Regions from separate parts of the Homo sapiens genome. Here all the other regions are linked to region 4. The links are chromatin loops, found by intact Hi-C in ENCODE. Cell type or tissue: heart right ventricle. All regions are shown on one strand. Each heading gives the region's core, and the rest is flanking DNA. Links, peaks and the distances in the headings are about the cores only.

Evidence for each region. Peaks named below come from ENCODE experiments on the same cell type or tissue, not always from the same donor. Only the 100,000 strongest peaks of a DNase experiment are listed, where the experiment ranks them.
Region 1: a loop joins it to region 4, with 4 times the contacts of the local background. A loop is called at or near these places in 10 of 110 quality-filtered maps.
Region 2: it touches region 4 in a loop (4-fold over the local background); 23 of 110 quality-filtered maps call a loop at or near these places.
Region 3: a loop joins it to region 4, with 2.1 times the contacts of the local background. A loop is called at or near these places in 25 of 110 quality-filtered maps.
Region 5: it touches region 4 in a loop (5-fold over the local background); 14 of 110 quality-filtered maps call a loop at or near these places.

The regions. Positions count from the first base shown.
Region 1 is chr22:25,685,153-25,691,069 of GRCh38, reverse strand. GRK3 (G protein-coupled receptor kinase 3) reads right to left here. Exons shown (of 21, transcript NM_005160.4): 10 at 5,822-5,900; 11 at 3,403-3,533; 12 at 787-881. Among named protein-coding and RNA genes, the nearest start is that of MYO18B, 54 kb to the left of the region's middle. In heart right ventricle, for the core only: no CTCF peak of the experiment used is centred there; no DNase peak of the experiment used is centred there.
Region 2 is chr22:25,699,295-25,705,211 of GRCh38, reverse strand. GRK3 (G protein-coupled receptor kinase 3) reads right to left here. Exons shown (of 21, transcript NM_005160.4): 14 at 1,636-1,702; 15 at 1,003-1,103. Among named protein-coding and RNA genes, the nearest start is that of MYO18B, 40 kb to the left of the region's middle. RefSeq lists enhancers at 446-1,645, 2,195-2,294. In heart right ventricle, for the core only: a CTCF peak has its summit at 3,041 (motif pointing right); a DNase peak (open chromatin) is centred at 4,041; H3K27ac peaks cover 1,623 bases.
Region 3 is chr22:25,691,332-25,697,248 of GRCh38, reverse strand. It overlaps GRK3 (G protein-coupled receptor kinase 3), which reads right to left. Exons shown (of 21, transcript NM_005160.4): 13 at 2,035-2,142. Among named protein-coding and RNA genes, the nearest start is that of MYO18B, 48 kb to the left of the region's middle. In heart right ventricle, for the core only: no CTCF peak of the experiment used is centred there; no DNase peak of the experiment used is centred there.
Region 4 is chr22:25,541,473-25,547,389 of GRCh38, reverse strand. No RefSeq gene overlaps it. Among named protein-coding and RNA genes, the nearest start is that of GRK3, 20 kb to the left of the region's middle. In heart right ventricle, for the core only: a CTCF peak has its summit at 3,267 (motif pointing left); a DNase peak (open chromatin) is centred at 462; H3K27ac peaks cover 1,194 bases.
Region 5 is chr22:25,770,937-25,776,853 of GRCh38, reverse strand. MYO18B (myosin XVIIIB) reads right to left here. Exons shown (of 44, transcript NM_032608.7): 6 at 5,870-5,917; 7 at 4,344-4,520. Among named protein-coding and RNA genes, the nearest start is that of MYO18B, 32 kb to the right of the region's middle. In heart right ventricle, for the core only: CTCF peaks have their summits at 2,159 (motif pointing left), 3,501 and 3,716 (motif pointing right); a DNase peak (open chromatin) is centred at 3,723.

The sequences.
Region 1 (5,917 bases), core at 508-5,507, 140 kb before region 4:
GCCCTAGTCCTGCTGTCTTTTTAACAACCCCGAGTACAGAGAGAAGTCCTCAGGTCAGGGCCAACTTGCACTGATCAAGCAGGGCCACACCCAGAAGCAGTCTGGTGTCCCCGAGGTGTCAGGTGCTGGCTGAGAGCTGTGGCCTCAAGAGTTCCCTCTGGGTGATCACGTAGAGGACCTGGTGCAAGACCCAAGTCTAACAATATGGCCTGCAGTGAAAGCCTAAACTGCAAGCAGATGATTTGTTTCTTTAATTAAAAAAGAAAGAAAGAAATATTCCTAATTTCTCTTCAGGGAAAAAAAAAAGAAGAAAAGCCTTTTTGAAAAAGAAGGAAAAGTAGATGAAGACAGAAACTTGGCCCCGAGGACCTCCCTTGACCACATCCACGCAGCTGCCCCGGTGCCTTTCTAGGCACAGTCTCTTTCACTTATCCTTAGGACAACTTTGAGGGGTTTATTACTACCATTACTAACAGACTAAGTAACTGACTGACTTTTAGGGTCACACAGGTAGCATGGATTCTGATTTTTTGCTGAGGTCCTGACTGTTTCTGAGAGGCCACCCTGGTCCCTGAGCAGGTTCAACTCCACTGTGGGTTAATTCCTGCTCTCCGCAGACAGTGAGGAAGGCATCCTGTTCTTATCTCCTTTCCCACGACCTGTGATGTTGGATCTTCCTGACATATTGAAAATCACCACTGGTAAGAGAAATGGGGTGACAAATGGCCACGCCTTTGAAAGGGCAGGAGAGAAATGGTGGTGAACTGAAGTTGACGCACTACTTACACACTCGCATGAGGCTTCTTTTTGGAAAAATCGCAGGCAAGACCAAGATCTGATATTCTTGCGTGTCCATGTTCATCCAAGAGAATATTTGCTGGCTAAACAGAAAGAGAATAATCTTTAATAAGAGTGCCCCAAATGCCATGCAGGCTTTGAGAACTTTGAGTGCAGACACCTGATATCTCACTATTTTATCATAGTTTGTTCCTAAACACAAATTATAGCTTTAGCCCATCACATCAAAGTGGGGCATGATACTGAGAATAATATCTTTCATGTTAACTTCAGCAGCAAAGTGGTAATGACAGAGGCGAAGGATTCTACTCATTAGAAAATGAAACATGGGGCAGGTAACACAGGAATGTTGGGAACAGTTCATCAGCATTAAAAGCATTTCCTTTTCACTGTACCAAGGACTGTTGCGCAGCCACAACAGCATGCCTCTCAAGGGCAGGAGGTGAGTCCACCAGCTTCTGGGCTTCTGAGAACCACAAGGATTTCTAAGAGTAAAGCCATGAAGCACAGGACAGACAGGAAGTTTCTAAGAATGTATCAACACTGACCTAAGCAATCAAAATATTCCATAGTGCCACACTAATCCCAATAAGTGTCATTTCTGCTTATTAGTACATCATTAACATAGGGCCCTACCAAATGACCAAATATAATTTTGACCACAACTCTGATGAAATGTATCCATGAAGATTAGATTTAGTCATCATAATCATGAAAAACAAACCTAGTCTCTCGGATATACATTGAATTATAGTCATCTTAATATTTTTCTGCTGGCGATCAACTATTGTTTTGCTTGAAATAAAAATAAATGGCATGCTATTAGAAAACTGAAGCATGAATAATCATGAGTGACTAGAATTAAGTTTGAATAGAAATTAAATAATACCACTGCCTTCCAAATAGCTTAGAAAATAAAAATAAAGCATAAAGATGATTAGAAACCAGTTACTGATTTAAATTAGAATGTATTACAATAGCGCTTCATGGGCCGTCAGCATGTGTTTTGTTCTTTTGCAAAGCTCGCATAAGGAAATAAAATGTCAAGGGCCAACTATTGTCTAGTTATTTCTAATTCAATAAAAATACATTTTTCTTCTTTATGCTTATAGGAAAACTAAGAGAATAATAATAATTCTGTAACCTTACAGAAAGGTTTAAAATTCACAAAGTATTTTGTAAAAAAAAAAAAAAATTCTTGGAAATAAAATACAATTTTTATAATATCTTAGAAAGTAATCTTCAAAAGCCAATCACAGCATCTCAGCTCCCTAGAGGAAGGAACATAATCTGTACATTTCAGTTGGCCACTGTGGGTTCATTCAAGAAGGCATCTGAAATGAGAGGCAAACACATTCTCCTGGAATCTTCTCGCCTATTGGCAAATTGTCAGTCCCATCATTTTTCTTATTACAATTTACGCATTTCTATGTTTGCGCAATCATTAATTCATCAAGGTCCCTTTTTCTCCATGCCTGCCTGCAGGCTGTTGGCCATACAACTAGGTGAGTGTCACCATGGACACCCTGAGCCAGCTTCTACCTCCTTCCCACATGTAAAACCCAGGACCAAGCACCGCGTTCTGGAATGGAAAAACTCAGAATACTCCTATATCATTGCTTTCAAGGTGAGTGAGCTCTCACAGAGGACAAGAACAGAAACTCGGGCACAGCAGTTGGAGGTTACACAGTGCAAGGATCTAAAACTCTATCAGTGATTTTTAAGGCAATCTCAAAACAATGTAAAGCTGTGAGGGTGGCCTTTGAGAGAAATTCCGCAGGCTGGTTGGCATCCACTATTCACTGATAGACCTTGCCTTGGAGGAGTTATGACTCGGCCATTCTATGTCTTAGCTCACCAGCTTCTAAGCCCCATAAAATATATGTTCTTTGCTTATCCATCATTGTACATTTCCAGCCCTTTACAGAGCCACGACCAAATCAGTTGCTTAGTGAACATTAGCTGAATTATAATTAACTATGAAATGGGTGACACCAAAAGGGCTCCTAAACTGCTTTTTTTTTTTTTTTTTTTTTGAGACAGAGTCTTGCTCTGTTGTCCAGGCTGGAGTGCAGTGGTGCAATCTCAGCTCACTGCAAGCTCTGCCTCCCAGGTTCACTCCGTTCTCCTTCCTCAGCCTCCTGAGTAGCTGGGACTACAGGCACCTGCCACCACGCCCGGCTAATTTTTTGTATTTTTAGTAGAGACGGGGTTTCACTGTGTTAGCCAGGATGGCCTTGATCTCCTGACCTTGTGATCCGCCCTCCTTGGCCTCCCAAAGTGCTGGGATTACAGGCATGAGCCACCGCACCTGGCCTAAATTGCTTTTCATTAACTAATCAACTAAATATTTGGCTTAGTATACGTGCTGCAGCAGGCACTGTAGTAGGCACCAGGGTTATAATAATGACAGGGACAGACATGCGCTCCGTCCCCGCAGAGTCTGGTCTAGAGGAGATAAAATGTCATATAGCTAATGACTTCATCAGGGCTGAGATGAGGGCTATGAGGAAAATGACAGGACTCTATGAAATAGAAGGGGACTTCTAGAGGACCATTCACACAATACCTACTATGCAGAATGAGTCTGTCAATCGTCCTCACCTTCAAATCTCTGTAGACAACAAACCGATTGTGCATGTGTTCCAGACCCAGAATGATTTCAGTGGCATAAAACCGCATCTCCTTCTCAGAGAACACACCGTGTTGTGAAAGGTGGTAGTGCAAATCGCCCCCTGGAATCAGATTCAGAATTTAATTCAAAGCATGTTAATTTAAAGGAAACAAATATCATTGTCATCCTAAATAGTCAGGACTCAGCAGAAAAAGGGAAACTATGCTTCTGCTTGGTCTATATACCTATGTTTCATTCCTGTAGTTTAGCAACAGCTTAAATGTTATAGAGAAAACTTAAACATTGAGAAGATTTAAATACAATGACAGGAAGGACAAGACAGCAAAACCAAGCCACCATTCTCAGGCTGACAGCTCAGCTTCTAGTTCTGCTCTCACAAGGTGGGACTAGCTAACCTGCTTTGATTACCTAAATCCTAGTAAGTGAATCAACCCATGGAGTGATCCAACAGACAGCTTAGCAACTGGCTCTATGGATAGACAAAAAAAAACAAAAAAACAAACAAAAAAAAAAACTAGGCTGGGCACAGTGGCTCATGCCTATAATCCCAGCACTTTGGGAGGCTGAGGTGGGTGGATCACTTGAGGTCAGGAGTTCGAGACCAGCCTGGTCAACATGGTGAAACTCCGTCTCTATTAAAAATACAAAAATTAGCCAGGCGTGGTGGCACATGCCTGTAATCCCAGCTACTCGGGAGTCTGATGCAGGAGAATCTCTTGAACCTGAAAGGTGGAGATTGCAGTGAGCCAAGATCACGCCACTGCACTCCAGCCTGGGCAACAGAGACTCCGTCTCAAAAGACAACAACAACAAACTGATCATACAGACAGATATTTGACAAAGCACATACAGTAAAATTTTCACTGATAAAAAATCCAGGTGGTGGGTGTCCCCAGGAAAATTCTTTCAATGTTGCTATCTGCTTGAAATTTTTCATAATAAAACGCTGGAGAAAGGAAATTATCAGATGGCCTCAAATTACACAGACAGAGAATGCTGTCAACAGGGTAAGGGAATGATTTTATAAAATACAAGGGAAAAGCCTCTATTGATTTATAAAAATGAATGTGTGTCCAACTTTATTACCCTTGCTTTCGCAAGCATATTTCTCTCTCCATACACATATTCCTGTAAAACCACCACCACATCAAGATGGAAAAGATGCCCAGCATCCCAAAAGCTCCCCTACCACTATGCCCTTTCAGTCAAGACCTTACCCCCAAGCCCCACTCACACAAAGGCCACTTTTAAGGCCTCTCTCCCCATCCATTAGTTTTGCCTGTTTTGGCAGTCACATAAGCAGGGTTACCTAGGGTAGATGCTGCTGTGTTTGGTGTTTGGCTTCTTTTGCTCATTATTACGCTGTGAAATTCCTTCCTGTTTCGGGGTAGATCTGTTTTTTGTTTTTTTTTTTTGAGACGGAGTCTCGCTCTGTCACCCAGACTGGAGTGCAGTGGCGTAATCTTGGCTCACTGCAAGCTCCGCCTCCTGAGTTCACACCATTCTCCTGCCTCAGCCTCCCGAGTAGCTGGGACTATAGGCGCCCACCACCACCCCCGGCTAATTTTTTTGTATTTTTAGTAGGGACGGGGTTTCACAGTGTTAGCCAGGATGGTCTCGATCTCCTGACCTCATTGATCCGCCCGCCTCGGTCTCCCAAAGTGCTGGGATTACAGGCGTGAGCCACCGTGCCCGGCTAGATCTGGTTTTAAATCAAACACTCAGAACATGATAAAACTTCAAGTGAACTTAAAAAAAAAAAAAAAAAACTAGGCATGTGAGTTGTGAATTGTATGCTTTATTTCAGTTCTTGTTACTAAAAATACTTTAGATATATACCATGACACCTTCTAGTATCAGAAAGCTCCTTTTCTAGCTGAACGTTTTCCAGCATTTTCAAAGTCATCATCCACAGTTTAAAAGATCAATGTACAGTAGTGCAGATTTAGAAGGTGCAGAAGATTGGGCTAAAATCTGTACTTGGCCCAAAGTCAGTCCTTCAAAGTTGGTTTTTAAATACATTTCTATCTTTGGCCTATATTCTTATGAGGTATTTCATTCCTAAAAGTTGAGGGCCAGGAAATAAGCTAATTAAAGATCTAGGCCAGCTGCATTCCAGAAAATCAAGTTTCACTGTAAGTATTTCATGATAATCTTTTCTAGAATCTTTTCTTGGGAAGAGACTGGGAGGCCCAGAAGGACGTTGCAGTCAACATTGAAAAATGAATTTTCAGTGAAGATTAAAGGGTAAAAGGTTTCCTCAAACTTCAGGGGGAACCTAATTACCTGAAAGACCCACATTGCCAGTCTGCCTAGATTAATGCATGCTAAGATTTAACATCATGGCAAAGTCTTTCAAGGCATTCAGATTTTCCAAGTTTTGCTTACCGTTCATCAGATCCAGGATGAAGCAGAGTTTATCTGGGGTATGGAAGGCATAGGTCATACATACAATGAAAGGACAGTCCTAGAGTGAAACAATAA
Region 2 (5,917 bases), core at 270-5,269, 160 kb before region 4:
GGGAAGGCTACAGAGACAGTAATGAGTGAGCTAAATCTTCATCTATTATAGCAGGAATAGGTAATTTTGCAAATTGATAAGGACATACTCATATATATGTACATTATTTAGCTATCTACATAAAATGCTTATATGTATAATATGCACACTAAAAATACATACACATATGTATGATATACATATAGGTAATATACAGTTAAAAGTTATTTCTTATGCCAAGCAAGCCTGGGGGAGAAGAGATACAGGAAAAAGGTCTGTCTGAAGTCCCTCTCTATAAGCTTTCCAGATATTACTGTTCAGAGTGTTTTGGGGCAGGAGAATAGTGAGCATGTGTTAGATCGCAGTTACTCAGTTATGCATGAGAGAAATATGTGAGAAACTGATCAGAATGTTAAACTGCCACAATCACAAATACAACCATCACTAAAAAACAAATGGACTACAAAATATCAGAATTCACTTCTGTCATCTACAAGGTCAATCTTTAAAAGTTAAAAAGTGGGCTGGCCGCAGTGGCTCACGCCTATAATCCCAGCACTTTGAGAGGCCAAGGCAGGTGGATCACCTGAGGTCAGGAGTTTGAGACCAGCCTGGCCAACATAGGAAAACCCCGTCTCTACTAAAAATGCAAAAATTAGCCAGGCGTGGTAGCACACCCCAGTGGTCCTAGCTACTCAGGAGGCTGAGGCAGGAGAATTGCTTGAACCCTAGGAGGTGGAGGTTGCAGTGAGCTGAGATCACGCCACTGCACTACAGCCTGGGTGACAGGGCAAGACTCCATCTCAAAAATAAATAAAGTAAAAAAGTGAGTGACTTCTTCAACTTCTTAATTATAAAACACATAGGACAATATTTGTATATTTCCCATGTGATTTATTTTTTTCCCCTTTCAAGTCAAAATGGAAGATTTTAATGACTAGGGATGACTTTTGATAGACAGTATTTAAAATCACTATTTTGCTCTTCTGGTAAAGATACCGAAAGGCAGGAACAATGGCCTACCCGCCTCCGTGACAGCCCAGCCGCTTGCTAACGTCTCGCTGAAGCAAGCCCTCCAAAAGGGACTTCAGTTCAGGAGAGAAGGTGTCTGGAAGTTCCACATTCTGGGGAAAAGACGAGTAAGATTTCAAAAATCCGTTCATGAAACAGCATCCTAACACTCAACCAGACTTAAAGACTATTACTGGGATAAGCATAGTATTAAAAATTGCAGCCTCATTATGAATTAATATTTACTCTATAGAAACATGAAAAGATAACTAATCAGTTGCAAAATCAATGAGGCTGGGGGCAGATCAGAAGAACCGGAAGGCATTCTCATTCGTTGGCATCTCAGTAATTTCTCCTTTTCTTTGATTTCTTTACTTCTGTTCTCGATTTTCTTTAGCTTCCTCATACTGTTCGTTAGTAAATCCTGATTTTTGCCTTGGCATCTATTTCCATTAATGTTTCCCCTAGAAATTCTTTTAGAAATTGTATCTGCATTTATTTGTTTCAAGAAAGCAAATTTTTATTATGTCTATACATAATTTTATATTTCCTATAACATTTTATGTAATAGCATTTTTTTATTATTGACGGAATGAAGCATGACAATTACCATACAGACAAGAATACAGTTTTGAATCCCCTTACCACGGTGAGTGTCATTCGGTCAATTTCATGCTTGTCTTTGGTTTTATGTTGTCTGAAAGGGCTGTGACTGTAGAAATAAAGAATTGTTCTATCAAAATATGGCATCAGGTGATATAGAACATATCACTGACTAATATTTGGGTAAAGTATGATGTCCTATCACTATTCATTCAAAACTGGAGAAATGCAAAAGCCGTAAACATTTATCATTTCCATGGAAGAACTGGTGAATAAATGCTAGGTCCTGAAATAGCAAGACTTGTATCTTACTTGAACTGCCTGAATCTCACTTCAGTGAACTTGTGGCCCTAAAATACGCTGTTCCAATGGAAACATCATTAGAAAAGAATATATAACTAGCCAACAGGTAATCATGAGAATAAAAGTCATTTATATAACATTTGTCATATGAGAGTTCGAGCTAAACAATAACTTTCATGTACATTTTTCAGAAAAATGGATATTGGTCCCTCAAACAGCCCAAGGAACAGCAGTTGAACCAAAACATGAAGGAGATGAAATGATTCACCCCTAGAAACCAGTCATTTTAAGTAATACATCCCTTTGATGAAAACAGAAACTAACCGTGCACCAGCAGATTCTCCACAGCTCTGAGCGCTTCCTGTTTTCCCTGTGCAGAACCCGACTCCAGAGTCAGAAAAGCTGGGTTCAAGTTGTGACTTGTTGGTTTAGTGACTGTCAGCCACATAGAAACCTTCAGTATCAATTCTTCATCTGTAAAGCGGGGATCAAGCCGCATACTTCACAGAAGCAGTGAAGGGAAAAACTAAAGTGACATCTATGCAAGTAGCCAAGACAATGGCAGTACACGGTAGGTACCTAATACAGTAACCACTGGTGAAATTAATAAAGATAACTCTTACTTTATGAAATGAATGTCTACTTGGTGAACTATGTAAAACAGATTATTCTCACTCTCATGTTTTAAAAACTTTGGAGAAGCTGGCTTTCAAAGGAAATCTTATCATTAAAAGACACTATTAAATATGCAAACTAAATTACCATGGTTTATTTTTCATTTTGAAAATTAAAGGGACACATATGATTGACTTTTCTTATAACAAGATGTGCCTACAAAGTAGTCATCTTATAAATTTATTTATAAGGCATATATGACATAATCTGAGGCAGGCAGGATATTATGCAAAATATTTTAATATTAACTCCATAAAATGGATTAGAATGTTGAACACATAAATCAGAGATTCTAAAAAAGAATTAAAATGCCACTTATCTTGCACTGCTACTTACTGCTACTGAGCTGGTCATCCTACTGAATTAATTAGGTTATACATTGAACTATCTTTTGAGATTATTACATTTCAGGCCATTTATTGTCTGAAACACTTTAATTTTCTTTTTGTACAAGAGAGGGCACTCTAGTCCTTTATTTCCTTCCATATCATGCAGTGAAACACAAACTAATTGCCATCTCTTAAAAGCATTAATTTGGGAAAAAAAAAAAAGATCAAAACAAGGTAAATTAGCACCCAGCAAGCATTTGTTAACTTTTAAAACAGATTTTGATTGGAAATATTCTTTTTGCCTTATTTCCAAGGAAAAAATGTACAATTACCACATTTAAAAAGCAGATATAAAAGCAAACAATATCTGTTATTTATAATTTTTAAAAACATACTTGTATCATTCTTTTATACAAAATGCACAGAAATATTAACATGTTTGAGGTTGCAGAGAAAAGGAATGAAAGTTTATCAAATCTTATGAAAACCTTAGTCTCCCTGCTTGACACTTAGCTGTTTCCACCCGACGATGTTCCTTAATGTATAAAAAGGGATTAAGTGAAGATCTCCTGGTGTTTTGACAAATCCCTCGGACCTGGCTCCTGCGTGCAAAGCCAGAGGACCCCACTCCTGCATCTGGTCCCGATGTACTTGCAGCCTGCTGTGTTCTGACACAAGCGCTCTGTGCTAAATTTAAAAAGTCTTTCATGAGACCACAGGGAGGCTTGCGAGGGGACTTGGAGTTAAAGTTAGTGGTGCCAAAACCATTTCCAGCACATGGGCCCCATTGCTACAAATTCCATTTATAAATATAGCGATTCCATGTCCGGCTCAATGAGAAATTATCAGAAAATGCTCTTCAGCTATTCAAGTCTATGCTGCCATGTTCAGACAGTTTGGTCTTTCAAGTTGAAATCTTGATGCACATCTGTTTCCAATATATTCTTGATTATTCTTTGTGAACAAAGCCAAAGACTTGGTTTCTATTTTGAAAAACGTTAAAGAAAACCTATGATAGTAATAATCTCCATTCTGAGTGAGGCACGTGGTGTGCACAGATCCTGTGTGATCGCAGCTGCTCCCTGATGCAGCCGCTTTAAATAGGAGACAGTAACAGGCCTGTCAACAGCTTACAAGGCACGGCCAAGCTCTTCCCATGCAACATGCTGGCTGCATCAGGGAGCGTTGTGGGAAAAGAATTCACATGTCCTGTGGTCAAGTGCAGCTTTCTGAACTACAGATAGAATGGAACAGCTGCACGTTTCCCCTAAATGAGTTGGAAAATTGTTCAGGACATTATAAATGATGGGAAAACACACATCCTGCCCAAGTTAGCTCTACATCATTTTCATGGGCAAACAATGGGTTCAAAAAATTATGTGATTAAAAACTCTCACATCAAAAGTTAATTTCAAAATACCCAAAAGAGGCCGGGCGCGGTGGGTCACGCCTGTAATCCCACACTTTGGGAGGCCGAGGCAGGTGGATCACAAGGTCAGGAGATCAAGACCATCCCGGCTAACAAGGTGAAACCCGTCTCTACTAAAAATACAAAAATTAGCCGGGAGTGGTGGCGGGAGCCTGTAGTCCCAGCTACTCGGGAGGCTGAGGCAGGAGAATGGTGTGAACCTGTGAGGCAGAGCTTGCAGTGAGCCAAGATCACACTACTGCACTCCAGCCTGGGCAATAGAGCGAGACGCCGTCTCAAATAAAATAAAATAAAATACCCAAAAGATGGCATGTTATATTAAATGTGCATTTCAAACCTAAGCCAGTAGTTGCCAAAATATTTATAAACTTTCCTTTTTCCCCTCCTGGAACAAACTCAATAGCGCCAGCAGCACTCAGTTCTCCCTAGGCCACTGCCCAGGCTCTCCCTCATGTCTGACAACTCCACGGGGAGACAATCAACGGTGACAAGCTTAAGATCGAGGCCACTGTCACATCAATTGATTTCCTTAACAGACATCTTAAATCTAGGTGAAGATCATGATGGCAGCTCCACAGATTTGCAACATGGATGCATCTTCCTACACAGACGCTCTTAAGTATCTGACAAAGTCATCTGAAATAGAAGTAGTGACCAGCACTCAAAGATAGCACATATGAGCGGCTCAGTCAATCACTGTGAGTCCAGGGATGCAAAACACCTTCTGAAGCCTTGACATCTTTCTCCCATCCAGACTCCTTCTCCAAGTGCCTTGCAGTATTCTTGTAGGGGATAAAGACAAAATGAAGTGTGCAGAAAGGTGTTTCAGCAGAAGCAAGGGGGCACGCTGGTCACAGCAAGGAGGATTAAAACAGAAAACAGAGCGGCCGGGCGCGGGGGCTCACGCCTGTAATCCCAGCACTTTGGGAGGCCGAGGCGGGCAGATCACGGGATCAGGAGATCGGGACCATCCTGGCTAACACAGTGATGCCCCGTCTCTACTAAAAATACAAAAAATTAGCTGGGCGTGGTGGCGGGCGCCTGTAGTCCCAGCTACTTGGAAGGCTGAGGCAGGAGAATGGCGTGAATCCGTGAGGCAGAGGTTGCAGTGAGCCGAGATTGCACCACTGCACTCCAGCCTGGGCGACAGAGCGAGACTTCGTCTCAAAAAAAAAAAAAAAAAGAAAAGAAAAGAAAAGAAAAGAAAATAGAAAGACCCTTCCTTGGTGGCCATTGATTCCACCTCACTGCACAGCTGTGGGAGGAGGGAGGGGCATTTGCTCTGGGGCAGTGGTCCTCACCCTCGGCACTGTTGACATTTAGGGCTAAAGGATTCTTTGTTGGGGTGTTGCGGGAGCTGTCCTGTGCCTCATAGGATGTTGAGCAGCATCCTTGGCCTCTACTTAGGGGATGCCAGTAGCAGCCACTTCCCAAGTTATGATGACCAAGAATGCCTCCAGCCATTGCCCAGTGTCCCCCAGGGTTGAGGACAGGCGCCCCAGGAGTGTCAGGATGCAGAGGGGACTGTGCCCAAGCCTGTGCCTCAGAGACCCTGCCTAGTCAATCTCCTCCTCCACTCAGTTGATTT
Region 3 (5,917 bases), core at 275-5,274, 150 kb before region 4:
GCAAATCCTCCCCAGCCTATATGCATGGCCATTTTAACAGCTAGAGTAACAAAACAAAGAAGTACACAAAGCCCTAAATACAAGGCTTCTGGGATTGTCAGATTTTACTGCTGATTTTTACATTCAACAGTTCAGCTGTTGCACAGTTTTCTTTTTATCATCTCCAAATTCTGTAGGTAGGGACTGTCTGTCTCCAACCACATCTCCAGCAGAGATCCAAAATAAAGATCTCCTGGGTGTCTTCATGCACTCCATATGCATAGAAGCGACTCCACTGGGGAGAACAGCATCTCATAGGGGAAATGGCTTTCTCTGGTTTGCTTAGATAAACTCTCTAATTAGGTCAGCTAGTCTGATGACATGAATTAAAGCCATCCAGGCTCCACAAATACAATAATTCAATTAAGGAATAACAGAACCCGACTTTCTAAGCAATAATACAATTTTAGATCACAAGTGAATGCAAAGTAGAGAGCAACTGGATTATCAGAGTCCTGACGAAACAGAGGGTGCTCAGAACCTAGTTTTGGGGGAATGTAGAATTCAGCCTCTCTCCAGAATGTGCTAAATGTAGTAAGATGCAGTGGTGCTCAGTTAGGCTCTCCGATGGAAAGGTGCAACATTTAGCAAACTATCGGGACTGTGTTCATATGAAAATATTAAAAGGAAAATCTTAACTAGGAAATTTTAATGTAAAATGATTTATGAGTCTGAATAATAAAAAAATTTAACTGAAGTTTTCCATTAAAATTGGCTAAAAGTCTTAGAATTAATGGCAACATTAACATAATTGTTAAGTGTTTAATATGAGAACATATTTTGAGAGTACTTTCCTCTCATAATCTTTTCTACTCTATTTCATCATCTTTGGTAGTTCAGAACAAGGGCCAAGTATACTACTAGCTTTAAAAGACAAATTAATTTCAGCATTTTCCCCAACAAACGCAAGCTTTTTAAAATGGGTTTACCGGCTAGGTGTGGTGGCTTAGGCGTTTAATCCCAGCACTTTGGGAGGCTGAGGTGGGAGGATGGCTTGAGGCCAGGAGTTCGAGACCAGCCTGGGCAACATGGCAAGACCTCACCTCTAAAAACATTAAAAAATTAGCTGGGTGTAGGCCGGACGCGGTGGCTCATACCTGTAATCCCAGCACTTTGGGAGGCCAAGGCAGGCGGATCACCCAGTCAGGAGATCGAGACCATCCTGGCTAACATCATGAAACCCCGTCTCTACTGAAAAAATACAAAAAATTAGCCTGGCGTGGTGGCAGGCGCCTGTAGTCCCAGCTACGCAGGAGGCTGAGGCAGGAGAATGGCGTGAACCCGGGAGGCGGAGCTTGCAGTGAGCAGAGATGTGCCACTGCACTCCAGCCTGGGAGACAGAGCGAGACGTCTCAAAAAAAAAAAAAAAAAAAATTAGCCGGGTGTGATGGTGTGTGCCTGTAGTCCCAGCTACTCAGGAGACTGAGGTTGAGGTGGAAGGATTGCTTGAGCCCAGGAGGTCGAGGCTACAGTGAGCCTGTGTGTGTGATGTCTGTGTGACTACACTGCAGCCAGGCAACAGAGAGAGAACTTGTCTAAAAACAAAACAAAATAAAATAAAATAGGTTTACTTTGGGTTTTCATCCTTTTTTTGTAACTCTCAAAATCTGTAAACCCTCAAGATGATGAATAATTAATTTCTAGGGAAAAAATCATTCTACCTTTTTAAATTACCTACATTTCAAAACAATACTTATTCCTACAATGTGGCTTATCAAAGAAAAAAATTCGAAGCAGTCTAATTTTAGGTTTAAAAGAATTCTGATTCCTACATGGTACAGAATAAAAATACGAAGCCATAAGCTTTTATCTAGCAGCTTATTGGGAAGCAGCTTTCACTCTTCTAAGACAGAGTCTTCCAGATTAGCACATGGCTTAAAGATCACTGTGTGATTTAAAATAACATTAGCGTCTAGTCATTTCTACATATTCTCAGTTTTCATCCAAGCTCCTGCTGCCATGAGGACAGCACTAGAAGGATGCATTTCAACTCACCCTCTCAGAAGTTTGAAAAGCATGCAGCCCAGGGAGAACCAGTCGGCACTGCTGTCATAGGCCGTCCCCTTCTGCAGCACCTCGGGAGCCATGTACCCATGGGTGCCACTAGGGAGAAGAAAGTATACACAGTTATCAGAGCATGCCCACTTTAGAAAACACTAACAGCGCCCCAAGGTCCGGGTGTCCTTCATTAGATGGCAGCGACTGTAAACAAAGGAGAGGGGACAGTTGTGCTTCACCGCAAACGTGATGCACTGAACATCCAATGGGAAAACGATCTTTTCTGCCTTCACTCATGTATGAATTAACATAAATAAGCGTATGAAATAAATATGTAAAATGCAAGTTCGGGATCTCATTAGTCCTTCTCTACTCCAGCTATGAAGAGCAAAGGTTCTCCTGCCGTTTCAGGAGCTCTCATGTGGAGGTGCATGGGGTCAGGGGAGGCAGGGAAAGGGAGGAGTGAACGGATGATGAACAGGCGACCACGCTGCGGCGCTGTGGACCTTGAAGGCATGGAGACGTCCACCCCTGTGTGGTGCCACCAATTGTGCTGAGGACCTGAGCTCACAGGGGCATCGGCTTGGTCATGGTCACCAACAGACCCCAGGGGGATGGGAAAGAAGGAGGAACATGAGCCCAGTTGTACATAAGATGGAGAAATCACGTGTCAGGTTTCAAAAGCTGCAGAAGGTCAAAAGGACTCAGCACTAAGCAAATGTGAAGATGATTTTCAGGAAGTTGAGAAAAATCACTTAGGAGGACAACCATTTTATATATAATCTGCACCATCTGCAATTCGAAAGCCCTTCCCACTCTAGCACTCTCCACCCCTCCTTGAAGGGCTGAGCTTGCCCGGCTGCAGCAGGAAGCATGCGAGGCAGCCGGTGGGGAACTTTCCAAGATGCAGCCTGACAGGGCTCTGGCAAAAGGTTGTATGCCCTACAACCTTTTCATCCACGATTAATTTTCTTCATCAGTAAAATGGGTAATCAGATGACATCTCTACCTCTCAGGGTTGCTGTGAGCACTGCACAAACGTCATGGGGCCACATACAGCAGCCACTGGATTCGTGTTGGGGATTTGCATCTCTGTGCTTATCTTAGTGTAAGAATTTTTAGGCCGTGTGCACTGACTCATGCCTGTAATCCCAGCAGTTTGGGAGGCCAAGGCAGGCAGATCACCTGAGGTCAGGAGTTTGAGACCAGCCTGACCAACGTGGAGAAACCCCGTCTCTACTAAAAATACAAAATTAGCCAGGCGTGGTGGCGCATGCCTGTAATCCCAGTTACTCGGGAGGCTGAGGCAGGAGAATCACTTGAACTTGGGAGGCAGAGGCAGAGGCAGAGGTTATGGTGAGCTGAGATGGTGCCATTGCACTCCAGCCTGGGCGACAAGAGTGAAACTCCATCTCAAAAAAAAAAAAAAAAAAAAAAGAATTTTTAACTTGCTTATGCTCAGCAACAGTGAGAATCTACTCAGAATAAATGATCCTGGATCACTAATAAGCCTGGGTCATCATGGGTCTGGTACTCTCTGTCTAAGAGGTGTATTTGAGAGTTTTATCCAACAGTGAAAATGGGCGTTGGTCCATCAGGGCAAATCCAGCATTCTGGAAAGCTCAATCAGCCCGAACCTAAAGTTTGACAGGGTAAGGTCATCAGGCCACGCTGTGAGAGCGTTGGAGATTTCTATGAGGGACATCCAAGCCATTTTCCGGGAAGGTTTAATTTCAGGGTTGCCTGGAAAGTCCTTTTCCGTGACTTTGTAACCTGTACTTATCAGGATCAAGTCACAGTTCTGGAATGGAAAGATATCTACAATAGATATCTACAGGATAAATAAGATAAATGAATGCAGACCAGCCCCCCATGCTTTTACCACATACAAGGAAAACTCAACCTTGGACTGCCTGCTGCTGAGGTTTTCTGATTCTGCCTAAGGCAGCTGCTAATGCTTCCTGACGCATTCTGCTAAAGATCTGTACTACTATTAATACTGAACGAACACTTGGACGTTTTAAGACACTGTGACATGAGACACAGCTTTGTGTTCTTAGATAAAATAAGCTAGTACTCAAATTAGTCACTGACAATCTGCTCAGCTCCAAAAGTTTTCCTGCGATTTTTTCATGGCTACTTCACAGTTAACTTCTAGTTTACAATAATTTGCGATTCTTTCGTTAAATGGACTAAGTCTAAGCTCAAATCAAAAACCTCAACTACAATACTACTTTGGAGATGGGCCAGCCGCTGGAAGAAATCTAAGAATCACATCTACAGCTTTGAAAAGATCTGAGAAACCAAGTTCAGGGTGAAATTGTGGCTAAAAATCTTCCGTCTTGTACTAAATAGATCATGCCAAAGCCTCAGGGAGTTCATCCACACAGCGTAAAGAGTACAGGCTTTGGAATCAGACAGAACTGGATTATAATTCTAGCCCCATGGCATACCAGCCATGTGACCTGGTTCAAGTTACTTACTTTCTCTGAACCTCAATTTCCATACCACAAAAATTGGATAGTGACACCTATAAATACATGGGCTTTCCGTGAAGATGACATATGCAAGCCTGGAACAGCTGGATATTCAGTGAGTGACACAGTGAATGCTGCTGGTACCGCCACTACTCCATATGCTGGTCACTTAGGGGACACAGTTCTCAGGGCTGCTCGTTCGAGGAGGTCTGAGGTCAGCTCTGTCTTACCGTGGCATCGCCAGCAGCTGGCACACAGCAAATGTTAAATAAAGACTTGCTGAATTATTTAGTTAACTTAATCCTCACAACTATCACAGGAGATAAATATCATTGTCCTCTCCTCCTCACAGAAGGGACAATGAGGCTGACACAACTAGGAAGAAGAACCCAAACCCAGATCTGTTGGCTCCAGAGCCTTTATTCCTAGCCACAAAATGCCTCCTTTATTTAAAAATACAGGATTTTGACAGGACACAGTGACTCACACCTGTAATCCCAGCACTTTGGGAGGCCAAAGTGGGAGGGTTGCTTGAGTCCGGGAGTTAGAGACCAGATTGGGTAACATTGGGAGACCCCGTCTTTAAAAAATATTTCTTTTTACATTAGCTGAATGTTGGGGCACATGACTGTGGTCCCAGCTACCTGGGAAGCTGAGGTGGGAGGATCACTTGGGCCCGGGAGGGGGAGGCTGCAGTGAGCCGTGATCACACCACTGTACTCCAGCCTTGGAGACAGAGCAAGACCCTGTCTCAAAAAAATAAAAAATATAAAATTTTGTTGTATGTTTACCTTTTTAAAGTAGTAGCCTCCTGATCATTATTTAAACATGGAAACCAACCTTCTCAGTCCTACCTCTTTACAGATGCTGTTCAAATATTGTACTATCCAGAGCAGGCAAAAGAACAGCCCACCGTTCAGAGCTGACATGTGAATTATAGCAAAAAGTGGACTAGGTCCTGCTAGGAAATAAATAACCCCATATCTGAAAGTTAATTCCTCTGGAAGATTATTTCTTATGAACTCTTGGATTCATATTTAGTTATGACTATACTAAACTGAAAAAATTAGCATACCAAATAACTGTGGCATTAAAAATTCAAATGACTCTCTTAAAAGAATCTGATGAACTCCCTGAGAGACGCTTATACGACCACAGGTTCTGGCCTAATAATTGTAAAGTGCTAGCAAAATGCTAATGCTTTTATCACCATATCCCAGATTCTGTAGAAAAAGAGAAATATGTTTACAGAAACGGTGCTATTCACTATTAACATTTGATCAGAGCTTTAAAAGGCAATTTTGATTTAATGCAGTCCTTCATAAAGTATTGCAGTTCAGAACCACTTTACTTCTAGTTACACAAAGAGAAGGATCTGTGGTTTATTTTCTGCACAGATGCAT
Region 4 (5,917 bases), core at 309-5,308:
ATTAAATAAAATGTACTTCTTACCATGGGCCATGGTCAAAGACTTCCAGAGTCCCTGAGCCCAAAAATGTATCCACAAGCATTCCAGTCACTACAAAGGTAAATTAATAAATTGACTTCACCCAAGTGAACTATAGAGTTGAGTTTCTACAACAGAGGTCAGCCCCTGATCTGTGGTGGCCCCAACCAAGATATAACCTCCCCATAAGAAGCTCTGCCAACAACAGCTTAAGAATTAGCCTCACTTTCCCCACTTTAATGTAGAAATGGAAATTGCGACCACAATGATCAATGCAAATTGTTTTAGGTGAAGACACTCTCTGACCCCCCGGGTAGATGTAAGCACTTTAGAGAACAGGCTTGGAGAGTGTGGCCTTTTAAGAGATGAGTCACTCCTAATAGGCCCGTTTCTAGGCCAAAATGAGTGCTGTGTGATTTGGAGCAAAGTGCTTCACCTCTTTGGACTTCTGCTTTTTGACTGTGAAACAAAGAGTAAGTAGGGCTGGGAGGGATCCTTGCAGGGAAGTCTGGAAGCTTGTTGCGTTCAGCTGGTGCAGAGGCACTAGCTTCTCCCTTTTCATCACCTTCTCCCTGGGAGGGAGACAGAATCTTTCCTTCCCCACTACCCTGCTTTTTTTTTTTTTTTTTTTTTGTACTTCTGCATTGCCTCATTCATAGAAAGGAGACGAAGTTAACATAAAAAAGAGGGTTGGCTAGATTATGATTTCTCAACATTGGAAACCCATGTCTCCTTTCAGTAAAGTGGAAACTGTATGTGTTTGGACCACCTTTGCAGGCCTTGTTCTTCCCCGTGCCAAGTTCAGACCAGACCCAGGACATCTAGAAGGGAGAAGGGAGGGAAGGAAGAGAGGGGGAGAGGATGGGAGGAGGAAGGGATGGAGGGAGGAGGAAGGGAGGAAAGTGGAAGAAATAAATCCAACTTAAACAGTATGGCCAAGGGCTGTGGATTTTATTGAAGATGAGGTGGAGATATGAAGGGAGGGATGACATCACTCATCACACAGCAAAACTGCCCCAGTACCCTCTTTTGGCCTCTCTGCTCTTTTTTCCTGTTCTTTGAGTACAGAGACTACATCTACCGGATTATTCTGTTGACAACTTGGTTATGCTGGGAACCACATTTCTCAGACCTCCTTTTCCTGTATGTTCCTAGGTTAGAGTTGCCCCAAAATGAGGTTGTGCAAGACCAGGGAGGCTCATGGGAAGCAGCAGCCGTTACACTCTGAAGGTCATCATTGGTTAGAAGCAGTGAGGGGTGGCCAGACACAGAGGGGCCAGCAGCTTCCAGTTTGTCCTCCATCTTCCCTGCTCTGTATCTAGCTCTCCCCGACCCTGCTGACCAGCAGTGATGGCAAGCCCACCCTCAGACCCTTAGCGGCAGATTCACAGAGGCAGTCACCGTGGAGAACTAATACATTCCATAGACTTCTAGATCAGCCCCTTTCCTGGTGCCTGTGCACCAGCTCAATACACCAAGCTTCGGACTTCCCTACAAGCTCCTGACTCATTCACTTGCACCAGCCCTTGTTAGTGATCCTCAGTGCTCTCAGTGGACCTTCTTCCCCAGCTTCTCCTACAAGCGTGTATCATCTGATTCCTGTAACACAGTTCTTATTCCAAACATACCACCGTGTGGCTCTGCTTCCCGGACTAATCTCTCACCGACACACCTAGTTTCTGACCCCGCACCCAAACCGCTATCCCTCTCTTCAAAGATAGCAGAAATGAGATTCAACTGGAGGTATCAATAAAGAGCTAGACTCTGCAAGTTCTCAAAGTTTGGATAGGAAGTGTGGGCTGAATTCTGAGGACAAAAGGGAGCCATTGAATGTGTTAAGCAGGCACTGGGGCATGATTTGTTTTTTGTTTTTTTTTTTGTTTTGTTTTTTCAGAAAGACTGCTGTGAACATAATGGGTTACTGGAGGGCCAGAGAGATCGTGGGGAGACCAGTGAAAGGGCTGTCACATATGTTCCCAATTATTTATTTTCATCTATATAAATGGAGCAATTGTTCAATGAAAGTTAAACTTTAATCATGGCATGAAAGGGAATAAATCACTTGTCAAGTAAATATTTACTGTTTCTGGACTACGGCTCCTCAATAAAATGTGTCTGTCTCCTCTTTTCCCATCCAGTATCCAGCATAAAAACCAGAATTTAAGAACTCCTCTGCTGGGTGTGGTGGCTCACGCCTGTAATCCCAACACTTTGGGGAAGCCAAAGCAGGCAGATGGCTTAAGCCCAGGAGTTTGAGACCAGCCTGGCCAACTTGATGAAACCCTGTCTCTACAAAAAATACAAAAAACAAAAATAGCCAGATGTAGTGGTGTGCACCTGTAGTCCCAGCTATTTAGGAGGCTGAGGTGTGAGGATGGCCTGAGGCCAGGAGGCAGAGGTTGCAATGAGCTGAGCTGGCACCACTGCGCCCCAGCCTGTGTGACAGAGCAGGACCCTGTCTCAAAACAAAACAAAACAAAAACAAACAAACAAAAAACCCTTCAAATCGTGACAACATGGATTAAATCAACCAAATAAACCAGAAAATATGAACAAGTAACACCGAGAGAAAACAGACACAGGAGACACCTTAAACAGTAACAACAGCAGCGTGGTGGTACCAGGTACCAGGTTTGTAGAAATTTGTTCATCTACAATAAGAAAATGTTACAATATTGAAAAGGAAAAATGGAAGAAAAAAATATCACAGTCTCCCTTGCCATCCTACCACTGCCTTTTCAGCTCCGTTTCAACATTCATGCTTCTTTCAGCTCATCAAGAACAGGTTGTGTGCATATCAATTTCCAGAGCAGTTTTCTGAAGCTCCAACTGTGTATGATATTAGCCTTCTGAGAATTAAGTCCTAAAAGAAGCACCACTATTTTTTTTCTTATCTGCTGGGGAAAAAAATGAAGGATAAGGAAGGGGAAGATAGATTTTGATCGCATATTCTGACTCTCAAAGCAAAACAGAAACAAGATACAGCTGCCTTGAGCTTCATTCTTTTGAATTTCTGCTTTGAGGTTTTCATTCAATAACAACATTTGATTGAGAAAGTTCCCCCCAAAACCTGAAGGGGCCTATGGATCTGAGTTAACAGCATTTACCCAACAGCCCAAAGAAAAATTATTTTCATATGTCCTGAAATTAAGGGAACTATCTTTATTCCCATCTCATAAAAAGGAAGTGAAACGTAATGATGAAGCTGAACTACAGGGGCCCACAGTGTCCTTTTGTTCCCCCAAGTGGATGCTCTCAGATTGCAACTTTGAGGAGAAGCTCATGTAGGTAATAAAAGCTCTGGGAGGGCACAGACCCTGAAATACCAGGGGTTAGGCAGAAATTAAGTGAAGCATCTGAGGAAGCTTCTAATGTTCATTCTATTATTTTTTTGGATGAGTAATCTTCTCTTCCTTTCTATTGGTCGATCTCTCTCTCTCTCTCTCTCTCTCACACACACACACACACACACACACACGCAATTCCTTTTAAAAATACTCTATGAGGCCAGGCGCCATGATTCACGCCTGTAATCCCAGCAATTTGGGAGGTCAGGGTGGGAGAATCATTTGAGTCCAGGAGTTCAAGACCAGCCTGGACAACACAGTGAGACCTCATCTCTACAAAAATTTTAAAAATGAAAAAAATTAGCTGGGTATGGCCTCAACTACTCAGGAGGCTGAGGCGGGGGCATCACTTGAGTCTGGGAGGTTGAGGCTGCAGTGAGCTATGAATGCACCATTGCACTCCAGCCTGGGCAACAGAGCAGGACTCCGTCTCCAAAAAAAAAAGAAAGAGAGAGAGAGAAAGAAAAAGAAAGAAAGAAAAAAGAAAGAGAGAGAGAGAAGAAAGAAAGAGAAAGAAAGAAAGAAAGGAAAGAAAGAAAGAAAGAAAGAAAGAAAGAAAGAAAGAAAGAAAGAAAGAAAGAAAGAAAGAAAATGGAAGTACTCTATAAATAAACCCGGATAACAATTTCCAAGTAGCAGCCTGCTCCCTGTTCCCTGTCACATTGCTCACACTCCCAGAAATTCCTGCCCTCACCATGACACTACAAGTACCTTCTATTCCCTACTCCTCTAAAAAAAAACAACAACAACAAAAAAAAACAACTACTGCCTCTGTTTCACTCCTAAGGCTCTGATTGTTTTTTGCTCTGTGCCAGCCATGTGTCAGGTGCTGGAGGCAGCGGGGACACCAGCACGGGCAGAGGCTCTGCCCTTGAAGAACTCTCATTCTAACAGGAGATAAATGAACCAGATGACTAGAAAATAAATGAACCAGATACTGTGAGTCTGTAAAAGTGCTGTGAAGGAACTAAACAGTAATTTGTAAAGAGTGTCAAAGAAGGAAGATTTTCTTTCGCAGGTGATCAGGGAAGGCCTCTCTGGGGAGAACCTAAGGTAGATTCCAGGAGAAGAAGTCAGCACAAGTGCATTTTAGGCAAAGAGAATAGCAGGTGCAAAGGTCCTGGGGCAGAAATGAGCTCAGAGGATTTAACGTTCGGTGAGTTGTGGGGTGGGTGGGAGTGTAGCTGATAAGGTCAGATGGGTGGAGAGCGGTCAGTTATAAAACCTGTAAAGAGCAATGGGAACCATGGAGGGGTTTGCCCATGTGTGGGAAGGCCTGTATTTCTTTTATGGAATATTCATCATCTTTTTGCCCAAAGTCTCCAAACAATTAGACTTTCCTTGACTATCAAGATAAACAGATATTCCTATGTGTAGATCACTGTAAACACTTTAAGTGCTAGGAATTCATACTAGGCCTCGTAAACTCTAAATTTTAGAATTAGAAGTGATCCCTGAAGATCATTTATTTTGATATTGTTCTGCATTCTCTGAATAACATTGTCTTACTTGATTAGAAAAGTGATAAAGGCTGAATCCACTGAAAATAGTTCGCATGTGAGTAATGAAGACTCAACTAATTCACTTAAACTATATAGGCTACTTATTGACCTTTGAACAAGAATTCATTAGCTTCAGGCAAGGCCTGATCCAACTGTCTGATATGATGTCAAGGACCTGCTCTTTCCATTGCTCTGTTCTGCAGTTTCTAGTGTAAGCTTCTGCCATCCTTAGTATAAGCTTCCTCCTTAGGCTGGCTGTTTGTATAATTACAGGATAGCTGTCTGCACCTACCTACCATGACTATCTATCATCTTCCCTAGTAATGTCTAGTAAAAGCACTCAGGGTTTCAACTTAGCTAGCCAACATCTTAAGATTAAATTTGGACCAACTTAGGTCACATGCCCACCCCTGCACCCCTGAACCAATCACTGTGGCTGGAGGAACACAAGGACCTCATGGCTCAGCTCGGGTTACATATTCTACTCCTAGATTCCAGAAAGTGGGGTCACCTTCCTTAGAATCACATCAGCTAAGATTAGAGAGAGGATGATTTCCCTAAAGCAAAATCAGTCATATTGTCAAAGTTGGGAATGGTAGGTGGATGTCTGAAGTAAACCTTCAGGTCACTTGTCAAAAATGAACACTCAGATACATAATTCTTATAAAGGTTACAGTTAACAGAGCTAACTGAAAGAAGTCAACAGGTGTCACTAGTGACCACCAGGAAGGTGGGTTATATTAGTCACGATATGCAAACTGCTATAACAAACTATTCCTAAATCTCAGTGACTTGACACAACAACGGTTTGTCAAAGAAGTCCAAGATAGCATGGGTTGGAAACCACGGTGCTCCACACAGTCATTCAGGGACCCAGGCTCTTTCCATCAAATAGCTCTCTCCTATACCCAAGGTCCTTGGGGATCTTCATGAGATTTTTTTACATCCAATGAGCAGATGAGGAAAGAGAGCACACAGAAAAGGCACAGCCACCCTTAATTGTCTTGAACCAGAGGTAACACACGACACTTTTGGTCTCTTTCCATTGGC
Region 5 (5,917 bases), core at 659-5,658, 230 kb before region 4:
AAACAGCCTGGCAGTTTCTTCTACAGTGAGATACACACTCATTACCCCTCTCCACAACCCCACAACCCCTCTCTAGGTGTTTACCCTAAAGAAATCAAAATGTATGTTCACAAAAAACCCCTCTATGTCATTGGTTATATTGACTATATATTCAAAATCACCAAAAACTAAAAACAACACAAATGTCCTTCAACTAGTGAACTAGGATAATCACCCAACCTGTTGTTTTTTTGTTTTTGTTTTTGTTTTTTGTTTTGAGACAGAGTTTTGCTCTTGTTGCCCAGGCTGGAGTACAATGGCACGATCTCAGCTCACTGCAACCTCCACCTCCCAGGTTCAAGCGAATCTCCCGCCTCAGCCTTCTGAGTAGCTGGGATTAAGGCGTGCACCACCATGCCTGGCTAATTTTTGTATTTTTAGTAGAAATGGGGTTTCACCATGTTAGCCAGGCTTGTCTCAAACTCCTGACCTCAAGTGATCCGCCAGCCTCGGCCTCCCAAATTGCTATCCTGGTTTTGGCATTGAAAGTCTCATGTCCCAGAAAACGTTTTAGTCCCAGGAAAACCAGGACAAGAGGTCACCCTATGAACAAATAAGCACAGTAGTGCATCAATGAAATAAAATAAAGGAACAAACTGTAGATAAATAAAACCACATGGGTGAATCTCCAATGCATTGTGCTGCCTGGAAGAAGCCAATTCAAAAGGTTACATACCATACAATGCCATTTATATGGGTTTTTTAAGGTAAAACTATAGGGACAAAAAAACAGATCAGTGGCTACCAGGGGTAGAACTTGGGGCTGAGTTGACCACAGGGGGCCCAGAGAACTTTTGGGGGTGACGGGAACTGTCATGTAATTGATTGTCAAAGCAGTTATACAACTATACACCTTTGTCAAAAATGCTCAGAACTGTACACTAAAAAGGTGCATTGGACTATAATGTAAGCCTGATTTTTTTTTTTTTTAAGTCCCTGCTTGGTGGAGCTTGCCTTCTGGTGGGAAGACAGAGATGATCGATGAAAGAAATTAATTCAATTACAGTGAACGGGAGGCGTTTGAAAGCCACAAGCCTGGATGAGATCACCAAGGAAGAGTGTGAGAACAGAGCATCCTGACAGGGACAGGTCAGGGAGACCACAAGGAAGACTGACTGGGCGGCCAGTGGGCGGGAATGAAAACCAGGAAAGCGGAGTCTTAGAGCCGAGGAAGGGTGTGTTTCCAGGAAGAGGGAGGGAAATGCTGCTGAGTTCAGTAAGAGACCAGAGACTTGACATTGGATTTGGCAGCGAGGGAAGAGGGCAGGAGGTTACTGTGAGGTCAGCAGGAGGGCACCAAAAGGAAAAGAGGAATGGGCCCTGCTGCAGGAGGATGTCTGAAGCCCAAGATGCTGAGGGTGTCCACTGGGTCCGGCAAGGCCCCATCTGCCCTCCCTAGCGCAGTCCTTTGGCCGAACTAGGGGCACAAACCCTGGTGTGATGGCCCTCCCCTCAGCCTAGATGTCTAGCTTGGGGCTGGGGCTGTCTCCAATCCACTGTTGGCTCTTCCTGCTCCAAGCCCCTGAGGAACAGTCATGAGTCCCTATCCTGATGCCAGATGTAGGGCTCAGCAGGAACCTAATGCAGGCAAAGGAGGGATATGCCCCCACACTGGCTGGACACAGCCTTAGGGCTTAAGGCAGTCAGAGGGTCCTGGGGTCTCAGTCCTAGAGCCATCCCCCAGTCTGGGAAAACTAAAGTTCAATGAACGGGCAGTCCTGTCCATCAGCCTGCTCAGGCCCACTGCCTAGGGGGAGAAGGAAGAATTCTGCACATCCAGGTTCCTGAAGGCCCTCCTATATGCATGCATGCACACATGCCTTTGCATCTGTGTACATGTGCCCTTGCACGCATGCACAGAAGTGTGCTTGTAGGCACATGCACGCAACAGTTGCGGCGGGCTCTGCACACAGAGATGGGATCCACCTCTACCCACGGGGTCGCACCCATGCTCAAACTCACCCTCTTATTCACCTAGACCTCCATGTCCCCAGGCACACACCCAGACCCCAGCTGCCTGGTGGGGCTAGCCCCATAGTGAGAGAGTCCCCCGGTGTGTCCAGACCCCACCCAGCCCATCCTCGAGGTGGTCTCAGCCTCACCGCAGGCCTGTGCTCCCACCTGGTGGCCATTTGGGGAATCAGAGGTTGATCCGGCCTAAGGACAGGAGGTGGCTGTGGGTTTGAGTGTGGGAGGCTGGAAGACTTGAGGGAAGGGTGCGGACCAGTGCCGCACCCCACCCCAGGGTTAGGAAGGGAAGTAGGGGGATCTACCTTCAGAGTGCGTACCAATGCCTGCATCTTTTGGCGCTTTTGCCTAAGTTCTGATGCCTCAATCCAGGATGGCCAATGAGGACCTGATTGCTATCTGGGTCTATAAAAATGTCCCTTCCAGGGATTTCCAGGGAGCCGGAGGAGTCCCTCGGCAATGTGGACAGCTCAGAGGCCTTGGGCTGCAGCAACAGAAGCCTAAGCACTCACCACAAGGACGGGAGAGGGCACGTGCCAAGCTCTGGCCCACCCAGAGCTTCTGAGGTCCTCCCAGGCCCTTGACCATGGACAGCGGTGGTGGGAGAGCCCCTGGGAGTGACTGAAGGTGTGGTGTGGGTCACTCTGGAGGAGAAAAATCTTGGAGAGAGGGGTACAGGCCCACTATATCCCCTTTAATGGATTTAGCATTGCCTCAGGGACTAGGGATGGATTTGTCCCACAGGGCCCCAAAGGGCAAGATGTGTTTTCACCCCCAGTTGGCAGAGGAGAACATGGAAACCAGAAGAGGTATCATGATCTTTCCTAGACACCAGGTGTCCTAGGGGCTTCTGACTTCCCAGTGAGTCTCCAGAAGAGCACACAGGTAAGATGTCTCACCTCCGACAGGCCTCCCTGCCTCCACTGAGCCTCTTCCCATCTGTCCTCCACCCAGCAGCCAAAGGCATCCTTTTACAACCTAAGTCACAGCATGTCATTGCTCTGCTAAAAACCCCAGTAGGGACTCTCTCTAAGCCTACTCTGGCTCAGGAGGCTGCCCAGTTCATAAAAAATAGATACAAATCGGCCAGGCGCAGTGGCTCATGCCTGTAATCCCAGCACTTTGGGAGGCCGAGGCGGGCGGATCACGAGCTCAGGAGATCGAGCCCATCCTGGCTAACACGGTGAAACCCCATCTCTACTAAAAATACAAAAAATTAGCTGGGCGTGGTGGCGGGTGCCTGTAGTCCCAGCTACTCGGGGGGCTGAGGCAGGAGAATGGCGTGAACCCGGGAGGCGGCGCTTGCAGTGAGCCGAGATCGTGCCACTGCACTCCAGCCTGGGCGACACAGAGAGACTCCGTCTCAAAAGTAAATAAATAAATAAATACCCATAGTAGCTGCCATCCCACTCAGAGTGAAAGCCAGAATCATCACCCTGAGAACTGACACGGCTCTGTCCTGGTTTTTCCCAACCTCTCCCACCTCTTCCTCCACTCATCTGCTCGGGCCACTCTTATCTTTATTGTTGATGGACTGTCTTTTCTTCCTAGAACAGCAACTCCACAAGGGGAGGGTTGCTCGCCTGGCACCTTCCCTGATGTTCTTTGTGCGTGGCCCGGTAGGAGACCCTCAATCAATAGCTCAATCACTATGGGTTGAAGGAATGAAGGGGCCCACGCTTCAATGACTCGGCTGAGGTGCCTCGTGCGTCCACAAGGTGGCGCTTAGAGATTTCCTTTGCTCTTGCCCATCTCAACAAAAATTGGCCGTTTCTACACTTCCGAGGAAAAAAACTAAAGTACAACTGAAGCTTCTGTTTCCCCGTTGATGTGGGTGCTCAGGACTCCTGAGAGTTCAGCATGGGATGAAGAGCACACAGGAGCCCTGTATCCTGGGTTTTCTCCCAGCAACTCTGCTCGCTAGACCTGAGAGTTTAGCCTGCGCCTGGCCCAGCCGGCTCTTCTCATCTGTAAAATGGGCTAATCACAGTACCTGTGTTTTCAGGTGGATATGTGAGACTCAACTGAGTTAATACAAGAAGGTGCATACAGCAGTGTCTGGTAGAGTTCACACTCATTCAGTATTTTCTTTCGTTACTCTTGTGATATTTAATGCTGCTGTTTCTGTCCTAATGGTGACTGATCTTTCCCTCCAGGGAATGGGGGAATCTCATGGTCCATGCCACAGGATGCCACAATGCCGCGAGAAGGATGCTGCTTGCAGACAGGTCGACTGGGGGCTCTGATGGTTCTACTGTCACCTCAGATGCAGAGGGATCCCCCCAGGCCCCCCTGCCCTCAGCCCCTCAGCCCTGCCCACAATGGTCCCACCTCACCTTCCCTGCAGAAGGCACCGAGGGCCCCCGGGGCTGGAGGACAATCAGATCAGGCCCTGTGCAGGTGTGCAGCAGCTGAGCTTTGTAGCGCTGCAGAAGCGTGTTCAGGACACTGGATTCGTTGACACTGATGAGAGAGGCCAGGTCCTCGACCTGGTCCAGCTCAGGAGGGTTGGCCTGTGAAACCATCACACAGAGTCTCCTCTGGCCTTCTGGCCTTCTGGCCCCCTGCCCCCACCCCACCCCCCCGCAACCAAACACACACTAAGCCCTCCTCTTGAGAGCTATGTGCCAAAGACCAGAACAGAGCACAGGGACTCTGGATGGAAAGCAATGAAGCCCTACAAATAAAATAGGGCCATCCCTTCTCCTTGCCCTCTGTGCAACCTATGAGGCACCCCCTCTTCGCTGTGGTCCTGCACTCCATGCACCATGAGGGGAGACGCTCCCAAGGCAGACTTGACAAAATTCAAAACACTTTCTGGATCTCAAACACCACAAAAAGACAGGTGATGCTCCAGTGTGTGCGAGCATCCGCTGCCATTTCCTCCTCTTCTGGGTCTTACGAGGAAGCTCTCAATATGCTCCATGATACCCAGGAGTGGAGGCCAATGGCCAAACCACCTCACTGGTCTCATAGCCCATCATGCATTGATTCCTAGGAAACCACCCAAACCCTTAGAAGCAAGGGTTATGTGAAGCTGCTTCTTAAAACATCTGTTCTAAGAGGCGTCCTATTATTCTCTCCAGCTTCAGTGAGTTTTCTGAACCTGGTAGTCTCAGGTTTGGGCCAAGCTTGAGCCCTCTCATGGATCAGCCTTTCTTGCAAGGCCACTGAGCCTCTGTAAATGCCCAACGCGGGAGAGAAAGCCTGAGGTGGGCAGAGGAGGAGCAGAAAGGAATGCAGATGAGCAAGGAGGAAAACTCCTAAGATAGCAGGCTGTGAGGGGCGGGGGGAAAGGGCATGACAGAACCTTTCTTTTCTATCACTACACTGGGACTTGTCCTCAAAAGGATTTATGGTGCACAACAAAAATGTATTCAAAGCAATTTAAAGAGCAAAGCTGAAAGAAAGTTTGATGCCAAAATATAGGCCATTAGAACCTATGCTATGGTTAATGGCAAGCAGCAAATTTGGCTCTGAGTTCCCTGGCGGCCAGAGTGAAAACAGAAACATGCTGTGTAGTATGATTTGCAATATCCAATATCTATAAATTAAAAGCAGTCATTTTCTTGGGTCCATCAGAAGAACTCCCAGGGCCAAGACCTGACAAACATGTTCTTTGATGTGTCCTCATTAAGGGAAACCACAGGAAAGGGTGAATGACCCCCTAATAGTACCCCTCCAGTAGAGCAATGAGTTCAGTGGGGTTCTTCACTATAACTCCCTCCAGGGCATCAAGCCAAAATGGTATTGGTAGTCAGGAACAAGGAAATCTCTTGCAGGACTGGGGAAGGAGGGTATGGAGCTGGGGTGAAGTGGGACAGGGGACTCATGCTGGGGGACGGCGGGACAGGGGACTCACCCGATGGACATGCTCCTCATCCACCTCAGTGATGGTTTTGTCAGCATC